Linked DNA regions of Homo sapiens: region 1 is linked to region 2. A link is a loop called in an ENCODE intact Hi-C map of the cell type or tissue named here. Cell type or tissue: CD14-positive monocyte. All regions are shown on one strand. Links, peaks and the distances in the headings refer to the core of each region. The heading gives the core; the rest is flanking DNA.

Region 1 (5,385 bases), core at 267-5,266, 54 kb before region 2:
CATTAAATTGCAGAAAGAGTTCACTTTTTAAAGATTTGATGGCCTCACACCTCAGAGGTTGAATTTTTTGGTTCTTGCAAAGATCTGCAAGGTCAGCAGATTCAGTTAAACAGCTGTCAGGCAAAGTTGGCCTAATAACACTCAGGCATACCAGTGGGTTCTCTTGGCAGAAAAGGTGACAAGCAAGGGAAAGCATTAACAGAAGGCAGAGTGTGGTGAGGCATTCCCAACAGCAGTGCATAGAAAGGGATTATACTAAGAGTACATCTACACCAGAGAAATCCCCTTTGAAGATCCATCCTCACATTGACAGGTGCAGGCTTGGGAACTCAGTTCTCCCGCCCTCCTCTGGGAAGCTAGAGGAGAAAGAGCCTCACCCAGGAGGAAGCCAGGCAGGACTCAAGGGGTTCACTATAATTCTCAGAAGAAATATAATCAAACAGCACCAAAGATGCATTTTAAGACAAAATTCGAAAATGGATTCTGAAGATACCAAAGATCTAATTCTAACTGGGTTACTCACTCAATCTGAGTTTGGGTAAGTCACATAATGTTTCTGTTTTTAATTTTGTCTTATGCAGAATCAAGGGATTGAACTCAATGAACTATGAAATTCCTTTTAAAAGTTGGACAATTTTATACTTATTGAATAGCTAATTATATTATATATAAATGGGTTCAAGGAAAAGCTCTCAGTCAATTATAGATTTGTTTTTATTTTAATATATAAAAATCCTAAATCCCAACATGAAATCATCAGAGAGACATGCATGTCTTTGAAACCTGAATTTCTGAAAACTTTCTTAATCCCCATAAACTCTGATGGCATCCTGTTGTCCCTACTGAAAGATGCCATTATGCAAATATTTAGCCTAGTACTTTTAAACATCCACAAACGTTTATTTCACTCTCCCAAATAACATTCAGAGGACTGAAAACATTCTGAACCCAGGCACTTATTGACATGATAGCTATGGGCTCTCATTAAAGGGTAGTCTATGAAATCTAATTCTGTGCTTACTGATGGTCTCCTGGGTTAAGAGAAATTGCAACCTGAAATGAGATACAGCTCTTTTATTGGTTGTTGTTACTGCAAAGTGGTCTTGAATCTTTCAGTGCTCTCTCCATTTTAACCCTCCTTCTTCAGGTGACACAGCAGCAATAAAAGACTCACTTCCTAAACCTTCCACATAACCCTGCTACTTGATTCAGAGGCCATTGTCCATGTAAAAGGACTGAAAGAGAAATTGGGACTCCCAGAAATCCCAGGACAAATTTGTATGTCATAGAACTCCCAGAAATCCCAGGACAAATTTGTATGTCAAAGAGAAATTGGAACTCCCAGAAATTCCAGGACAAATTTGCACGTCATAATAATCCAACCTATTAAATAGGTTGGATTAAGTGCCAGTGCAATTCAGGGGAATGGAGAGAAAAAAGCCAAACTTACTTCATCCACATGCCCAACAGCTCCATAAATCCTTGCCATCTGTCCAGTGAGGTAGGGGAATCTCTCACCAATCTCTTTCAGCATTGGAAGAAAACTGTTCAAAGCCACTGGCTCATAGACTGCTATCTCTATGAGGATGTTTAGGATGATGTCATTATGGGTTGAATCCTTCAAATGCCCAATTAGGAAAGGAATACACTTCTGAACTACCTATAAAGAGAGAGGAGAGGAGGAGGGAAGAAAGAAGGAAGAAAGAGAAAAGTTAATTAAATTGGAATTAATTTTGAAAGCAAACTTTTTTTGCATTAAACCTGAACTCAACACATTCTGGGATTATTACCCTCCTTGGTACTCAGGCAAATCTCCCAAGTTTAGAATTTAAAATTTACAATAAAATCTTCAGAGCCTTTAGTTCCTTTTCCTTTTAATCTGTGATTTGCTGTTGAAGAGTGAAGTTTAAAATAATGCTTCAGTGTTACTATTCATAAATCAAGTTTTGATGTGTTATTTCCTCATTGGGAATGCTACATTTCCTCCAACCACCATGAAAGCTGCAATTTAAAGGACAATTTAAGTAGGTAGGAGATCTTTGTTGACTTTAATCAAAGCCTTCAAAATGGAGAAATCCAGTTTAGAAATGTTTAATAAATAAAAATAAGAAAGCAGAAAAGATCTCCCACATTTTCTTCAATTTTCCATTTTGATCACAAAAATGTAATAATAAGATAAAATTATTAAAGCAAAATGATTTATACCATAGTCACATTATCTTAATATTTTTTCTTGATTCTTAATGCTTATATGAATGTAAAGGTGAAATTTATCTGAGAAAATGGAATTCTTTTGTGGAATAAAGACTCTATGTTAATACATCACATATTGATAATTTGATGAATTGTTTTGTTGGCTAAAATAGAAGAACTAGAAAGGGAAACCTGTGGGAAACTGAACAACAAAAGTGAAACAGATTTGCCCATCCATATTTCTGTTTGTTTGTTTCTTTTGTTTGTGTTTTATTTACTTTATTGATTTGTCATTTTTTGAGTAGGGTAGACTTTAAATGTAGCTTCCAGTATTAAAACCAAATCTGATACACAGCACCATCTGCCCAAAGTTGAACTCATAATCCACCCCCTGCCAAAAACCTGCTTCTCCCACCACCCCTTCTGGCCCTAAGTGCCTCCTTTTCTCATAAATGACACCATTATCCACCTGGCTACTCAAACTAGAAACTGTTTCTCCCTTACCAGCAGCTGTTATCCAAGCAATCATCATGTCCTGTTGATTCCAATGCCCAAGAATCCCACAGATCTGTTCACTCCCTTCTCTTTATATTTATCCATTAATTCACTCATTCACAAATACTGATTGAGTCCTTCCTATTTGCAAGCTGTAGGTGATGGGGATAGCAATAAGTCTGAAAAGATTCACTGTTTAGTAAAGGAGACATTCAGTAAAAGAAATAATCACATCAGAAATGAACAATTATAAATTTTAATAAATCCCATACAGGGAAAATGTAGGGCTCTGTGAAAGACTGTCCTAGGGCTCTAATTTAGGCAAAGGTTCAGGGAAGGCCTCTCTCAGCGGGACATGGAGCTGAGATCACTGACCCAGGCATCCCACACATGGGTTATTCCAACAGCCTCCTAACAGGTCTCCCTGTCTTCAGTCTTGCCCATCCAATCTCTTCTCAGCTTTAGCCACAATGGTGTTTTTTCCTGCCTTAAAACCCTACAGTCACTTGCCCTTTTTTGTATACCTGACTCCTATCCATCTTCCCACATTCAGTCTCTTGCCCACTTGGTCCACCTTCCCGCAGTCCAGTTCCCACTACACATCACACATCAATTATGATGAATTTTTTTTAAAAATTCTTAACTTGCTAAATTTTCTTTTGCAGCTGGGATTTTACTCATGTGATTTATTCTGCCTGGAATTCTTGTTGCCCCTATTTTGCTTGAGTAGCTCCTGATCATTCTTGAGGCCTCAGATGAACTGTTATTTCCTTAAGAAACCTCCCTCAGCTCCTCTCCTCTTCCTTCTCAGTCTATAGTGCCCTTGTGGAAGCTCCCAGTGTACCCTAAGTGGCCCTGAGCAGGTCCTTCACATGCTTCCTTCTTACTGCTGCTCTAGATGCCTTTCAGGCTGGATTGAAAGCTCCACAAGGTAAAGAATCATCCCTATCTTGTACACTATTGGATACCTAATGCCTTATACAGAGCTTATCCACAAGTTGAGTTAATAAGTTTTTGAGCAATAAATCAAAGGAAGGTAAGTGTAATTTATATAGAGTGACATCTGAATAAAACATCTCCCCCACCCTATAGTAGTTAAAGAGTTGTACACAATGTTTAAACATATACTGTCATGTATTACTACAAAACAACTAACAAGAACATAAAAGAAGAAAGTTTCTAGATAACTAAAATTATCCTATATAGAGATTTAAACTTTAGATTCATATCCAGTACTTTTGGAGGAAATAAAGGGCTAGATTCTGGTAAATGGCATATATGAATGCACAGTTCTACAAATGCTGCCTGTGCATTAGGGAGCAATTGTATGTCCTTCAGGAGAAGCCATGCGAGGTCCCTGGCATATATGGCAGAAGTGTCAGCCAGCTGCTCCAGGTCAGGGCAACATACTTAACCTCATGTTTTTAGCAATGAAAAATGCTTGCACATTTCCTGCCCCATTCTATAAAGTTTCATTTGCCAGTCCTTACTCTTCAGGTCCTGTTTCCTGAACACCAAGGTCTTTGTGACATGTGCTTCTAGTCATGTCACTTTTACTTTAAAATTTAAACTCCAGTGATACGTCCCAAGCTACACAGCATGGGTTTTAGCTGTTGTCCTGTAAAGAACAATTAAAAAGGAAAGAAAAAGAAAAAATGAAGGAAGGAAGAGAAATAAAGAAAGAGAGAAAGGAAAGAGAAAAAGGAAAGAAAGAAATAAAGAAAGAAAAGAAAGAGAGAAAGAGAAAGAAAGACAGACAGACAGAAAGAAAGAAAGAGAAAGGAAGGACGGAAGGAGAAAGAGAAAGAAAGAAGAGAGAAAAGGAAAGAAAGAAGCTCAAGGCAAATACATACACCTGGGCATAGTTGAATCCATAGAAAGAGCAAGGGAAGTGAAGCCCTGAACAATGTAAACTAAATAATAACAATTTTACAAATTAAACAAAAGTTGTTTTTTTTTTTACTCTGAATTCCTAATAGCCTAAAGCTTGTTATGATAATGATAGAAAACACAGGTATTTCTTGAAATTTATCCACACATGAGAAACAAGTCTGCTTTGGGCTTTAGATAGATTATTCTTGGATTAGAAGGAATTTTATTTTCCAAACATAGGGCATTTCCTTAGGCTGGTGTCTTCAGTGCTTCCTCATTGGGAGCCGCCTTCCTGACTCAGGGAATGCTGTGCTTTGCTGAGAGCCAAGTAGCCACTAAGAATATAGATTCTGGCTGCAGAGAACAAGCTGACATGGACTTTGTTCAGGCTGTAAACCATGGACAGCTGAAAAAGCTACCAAACTGGCCTTCTTGCCTCAAGTCTCTGTCCCTTCTGTTCAGGCTCCTCACTGCCACCAGAGTCATAGCCCTTAAACTCCGATCTAATTACCTCAGGTCTCTCTTAGAGACTTTCAAAAATTTCTCATGGCCCATGGCCAAAATTCCAATGCTGTGGTATTCCAGATTCCAGTGTCTTTTTTGATGGGCCTATCTGCAGACTCTTCCCCCATGACCCAGCTACATGGCACTGATCACTCACAGTGGCTTGAACACAGAGAGAAATCTCATACTTTCAAATTCGATCTCAAATCTCTACTTCTTGGAAGTCTTCTTTCCAGCCCACCATAACAAATGCAGGACCTGACACTAGGGTACAAGCAGAGGCCCTTACACCACAAATATTCAGCTGCTATATAAAATGTT
Region 2 (5,385 bases), core at 69-5,068:
TCTCTATTTTACACATAAGTTGAGAGACTTGTCTAATGACACAGGATGTGTAGAAACATATGGCCCAAGGCCAAAAAACAAATTCACAAGTGCATGTCCCATATATGTACCGATTTTGTATTGAGTTTCCTCAATACAAAATCAGTAGAAGGTGAGTTCTGGAATTTTTAAAAGTTATTTTAAGGTAAATGTGGCAAGTTCACAAATTTAGGGACCAAGAAAAGAAGTATAATTACCAACTAAAAGAGGAAAAGGAATGGTCACCTGAAGTAGGTTTGAGCGTAGGCCGACAAGAGGAAATCTGGGGGACAAAAAGAAAAGTGTGTGTGTGTGTATGTGTGTGTGTGTGTGTGTGTGTGTACACATTTAGCTTAAAATGACAGTGAAGTGGCCAGAAAAAAAAAAATCAAATGAAATGGCCAAGGGTGCAGGAAGAAGAAATGACTGGGCCTCTGCCTGATCAGACAGTAAGACCCTGGGTTGCTTATCTGGGGAGATGGGATGGGTGGAGAGGCAATCACTCATTTCTTGTTGTTTGTTTTCCTTCCATTTTGTGTAAAGCTAAAAATGCTGAGTGTCTAACTTTTGAAAGTTGGCCTATTGTTTCATTTTACTGAAAAAAAAAATAGAAGAAAATGAGTCATTTGGATTTCTACACGTTCCCCACAGGATCCTAAATTACAAGTAATACCAAAATCATCCTTTCAATGTTTACTGCAAGCCAAAAATTTCCCTTTAAAATCTGATGATAGCTAAATATAAATGCTATGACCCCAGGTTTGCCTTTAGTTCCTGGTGCTGCATTTCTGGGACCTCCAGGGGTGGCCAGGACAAGATGCTGAACTTTGCTGAAAGCAAGTTTGCCTTTAGGCCTTCAGGCTTTCCATTTTAGTGGCTTCTGCCTCCTTCTGAGGGCCTACAATGGACACCCCATCCCTACACCGGCCCTACATGCTAGACTTACCCACTTCTCTGCCTAACTTGTCCCTCTTAACCAAGGAGCCTACTAGCCTTCAGTCCTTTTCTCTTTCGCTTCCCAAAATATCAACCCTTGACCTCAGAACCCTGCTCTCTACAATCTTACAAACTCATTTACACTGTCTTGATCATCAATGAGTTGAGCATTTCAATTTCTCAAAAACATTTAATTCCTTACACCATACCCCATCCCTTTTAAGTAGGAGACACAATGCTTTACTCAGAATAAAACATCCCATCTAACATAAATGTTAGAATTATGGGCATTTGAGAAAGGTAGCATGCTTACGATTCTCTGATCTTGGTCTTATTTCACAAATCTGTACTTTTGCACAAGCTGTTTTCCTGTGTAGACTGTCTTCTCACTCTACTTAGCCTATCTAGTGAAATTCCTGCTCACTGCTCATAAACCTTCCAAACATGATCTTCACCCAGAAAACTTTATCTGATTACTCTAAAACTGTGTTAACACAGGAGCCACTGACCATGGGATGCTCTTGAACATCTGAAGTGTGACTAGTCCATTTAGTGATGCACTAAAATGCACATCAGATATGTAAGAATTGTGTAAAAAAAATGGTGAATCACAAGGTCAGGAGTTCAAGGCCAGGCTGGCCAATATGGTGAAACCCCTTCTCTACTAAAAATATACAAAAATTAGCCACGTGTGGTGGCAGGCACCTGTAGTCTCAGCTACTCAGGAGGCTGAGGCAGGAGAATCACTTGAACCCGGGAGGCGGAGGTTGCAGTGAGCCGAGATCACGCCACTGCACTCCAGCCTGGGCGACAGAGCGAGACTCCATCTCAAAATAATAATAATAATAATGATAATAACAACAATAATAATAGTAAATAAATAAATTTTAAAAATTGCTATATTGATTGCATGTTGAAGTGATACTATTTTGGATATAATGGGTTGAAGAAATATATTATCAAAATCAATTTCATCTTTCTTTTTACGTAAGTGGCTACTAGAATTTTTTTCCTTTTTAATTTTTTAATTGAGATAAAATATACATATATAATTTACCATCTTTGCAATTTTTAAGTGTACAGTTCAGTGGTAATAAATATATTCGTATTCTTTTTCTCCCTCTTCACCTTTGTTCCCCCACTCACCCTGGGACGAGAACATTTAAAATTACATATTTGACTTCTGTTTGTGGCTTGCATTAGATTTCTATTCGATAGTGCTGCCCTAAAGACGAGTGGTTTTGAACCTGCAGGGGGAGATGGATAGGATGGTTAAATTGTCTGAATGTCTGTTAAAGTGCACATTGGAGTGAAATAATCTATGTTTCTGATATATATCAATAATATACCAAGATAACCAATGAAGAGCAAATGCACTGGGTCTTTGGTGTTCCATCAAGCACTATTCATCTTTTGTTAATTTTGCTGCAATCCTCATTTTCTCCCCACCAACCCTTAACCCTGGGGATGAAAGAGATACAGTGTGGTGGTGCATGAAGAGTCTTTTGTTCAGTTGATCAATTCCTAGACTGAGCAGACAAGGTAAAATATGATCCAGTTAATCATAAACAACTGTGGGAAAAAAAGGAAGAAGAATAAAGGACGCTCATATCAGCTGCAACATGCACTGCTAAGCATTTTAACATAATCAGAATTTCCTGACCTGTGCTCAGTGGAACACAGGTTCTGAGGGATGTTCATAGTGTTGTGTTGGGAGTGGGGAGGAGAAAGGAGGTTTCATAGTGAAATCAGACTGGAAAATGCTGGCCTAAACAAGGTTAACCAGCTTTCTTTATTGCAGTACTTTACAGAACCTTTAGTATGCCATGAAACATTGTGATCATTCAAAAGGGAAAAAAGAATTGTTTTCCAACTTATTTCATCACAAAGTTCTTTTCTGAGAAACACCTATCAACATCTCTGGTTGGTAAATTTGTCATAGACAATGTCATTTAATGTGCATTTCACATAGAGGACCCTGTGGCTTAAGAATGTAAGTGACTTGCCCAATATCGCAGTGTTACACAACTCATTAGCGGCTGAGCCAAAACTCCAAATTCACATTTATACCAGAGGAAATAATTAACTGTGGTCAGAACGGGCAAATATCATCATGAAAAATTCTCAATACATATAGAAATATGTCTGAAATGACTTAGTCACTTTCCCTGCTAGGTCCCGAGCGCACTGCCCCTCAGTTCATTTTCTGCTTCTACTGTGTTCTCCTTGGATGAAAGAGATCTCCTCTTCTGAATTTTTTAGTACTCCTCCTGTGGGTCTTGGCACATATTGCTTTCTTGTTAACTTTTTATATGTATACTCTCCAAACAGATTAGAGGCTTGCAGTGGTATTACTTGAATTCCCTACAGTGTGTCTTGCACGTAGCAGGAGCTCTACAGAACTTTCTCAGTTTATTAATTACCGGCCCTCCCAGCTATTGATGGCTTGTAGTGTCTTTTTACAGTATCTAAATGCTGCAGAAGCATTGGCTCTTGGTTCACAGACATCACAGGTTCACCTAGGCTGCCAACTCAGTATCAAATAGCCTGATGTTGAACACTGACATACCTGTAAAATGCAACTCATGATATCAGATGCGATTTTTGCATGAGGAGTGTCTTCGTCTTTCCCAAAGGGTCTCAGGTTATGTTCCAAGCAGGAGTCCCAGAGCCCCACAAGGGCCTTTGCATGCTTTTCAATGGACTCGGTCTCTCTGATGGCTGTTGTGATTCTTGTGATACAGATTTCAACTACTGCCTGGTCATTGTTATTGGTTTGGTAATCCTGTTTGGAAAGAAAATCTTCATGTTAAATAATACTCTAGAAAGTTATCCTTCAAAGGACAAAATACTAACTCAGTCATTTAGAAAATGGGTGCACCAGGCTGTGTGCTAAGGGGTGAGGGTGTAAAGCCTAATACAATAAAGGCTTCCTTCCTTGGAGATCCTAATCTTGTGGAAGAGGCAGATACACAAACATGCTAAAATGGAGCAGGTTCTACTATCACCCTTAGACAGGGATCCCTGAGAGTACACAGGCGCTTAACTATTCACTTGCAAGTGGGTTTAATCTTTAGACTATTTCAGTTTCTAAGTCCATTACAGGGCAGGGGTTACTTTTTACTCTGACATTTCAGCAACTTTTGTGAAATGTTTCAAATTACCCTTCAATTTCCCCTCATTAGTTTTCTCCCTCTTTCTGGACATAATGGAACACATCATTTCATCTCTCCCTTTTCAACTCAAATAACTACAAAACCCATTTTACCTTTCCCCAACCAGGTTTTCCTCCATTCCCCTGTCTTAATTCTCCCTCAAATACCTGATCATCTTTACTGAGAAATAATGGGACCTCCAAAACATCTAAATGTGAAAAACAGACCCACTGCATTAATTTGGATAATTGGTCTGACTGTGAACTTCACATGGTGGACTCACAAAACTGAAAATATAATAGAGCAGGAAAGTATTTAGAGCCTGACATCATCATGTGAGATTAGAGATGGGAAGTGATGGGGTTTTTCGGCACTACAGCAAACTCCAGCTGTAACAATTTTCTGTTGCTATAACTAATAGGACAGTAAACATCTTGTGCATGAAGCTCTCTCTACATTGCAAATTATTTATATACTAGAGCCTCCAGAAGTGAAAATTTCTGAGACAAAGGACAGGCACATTTTTAAGGCTCAAAATAGGTACTGTTGAACTATGTTCCAGAAAGGTTTTACGAATGTGAACTCCCTCCAGCTGGGTAATAGAATGATCTCCTTATTGTACACTTACAAGAACAGAGTATTTATAATATTTCTAATTTGATTAGTGAGAAACAGTATCTTATCGCTGTTTTGCTTAGGAATTTCCTTGCCCAAAAGTGAGGTTGAATGGTTCTGTGTTTATTGGCTGTTTGTATTTTCTCCTTTGGGAACTACCCACGGTACCTTATATATATTTTTCTTTAGGTGACCTCATCTTTTTTTTTTTTAATCCTTCTTTGGTACAATATATTTTTCTATTAAGGGTATTAAGTGAATATTTGACATTTGGCTGCAAATATATCTCTACGTTTCATTATTTTTAGTTTTTTTGCTGCTATTCAATGACATCCTAAGATTTTAGGTAATTAAATTTGTCAATTTTGGGGCCTTATTGTTTTTCCTTTTCTAAATTGGAAACTTAAGTTGTTTACATTTTTTTGAAAGGTAATACATAAACATCGTACAAAAATTCAAAAGATGCAAAGAAAGGGTTTACAGTTAAAAGTTAATCTCCCTGTCAGCGCTGTTCCTCATCCGTCCCAGTCCCCTTCCTCAGCGGGAGCCAGGCTCAGCAAATCCTTATGTTTATACAGAGGCATTCTAAGCACATGCAGATATTATCCACACATTCTCCTTTCTTTCTGTGTGATTCCTGTAACAGATTTTTGTTTAACTT

Evidence for each region. Hi-C counts contacts between places; a loop is a spot of excess contacts. Peaks named below come from ENCODE experiments on the same cell type or tissue, not always from the same donor. Only the 100,000 strongest peaks of a DNase experiment are listed, where the experiment ranks them.
Region 1: a loop joins it to region 2, with 1.9 times the contacts of the local background. A loop is called at or near these places in 1 of 110 quality-filtered maps.

What each region holds. Positions count from the first base shown.
Region 1 is chr3:157,412,431-157,417,815 of GRCh38, forward strand. It overlaps VEPH1 (ventricular zone expressed PH domain containing 1), which reads right to left. Exons shown (of 14, transcript NM_001167912.2): 6 at 1,451-1,660. Among named protein-coding and RNA genes, the nearest start is that of PTX3, 22 kb to the right of the region's middle. In CD14-positive monocyte, for the core only: no CTCF peak of the experiment used is centred there; no DNase peak of the experiment used is centred there.
Region 2 is chr3:157,466,791-157,472,175 of GRCh38, forward strand. VEPH1 (ventricular zone expressed PH domain containing 1) reads right to left here. Exons shown (of 14, transcript NM_001167912.2): 3 at 3,524-3,739. Among named protein-coding and RNA genes, the nearest start is that of PTX3, 33 kb to the left of the region's middle. In CD14-positive monocyte, for the core only: no CTCF peak of the experiment used is centred there; a DNase peak (open chromatin) is centred at 2,951; H3K4me3 peaks cover 822 bases; H3K27ac peaks cover 2,628 bases.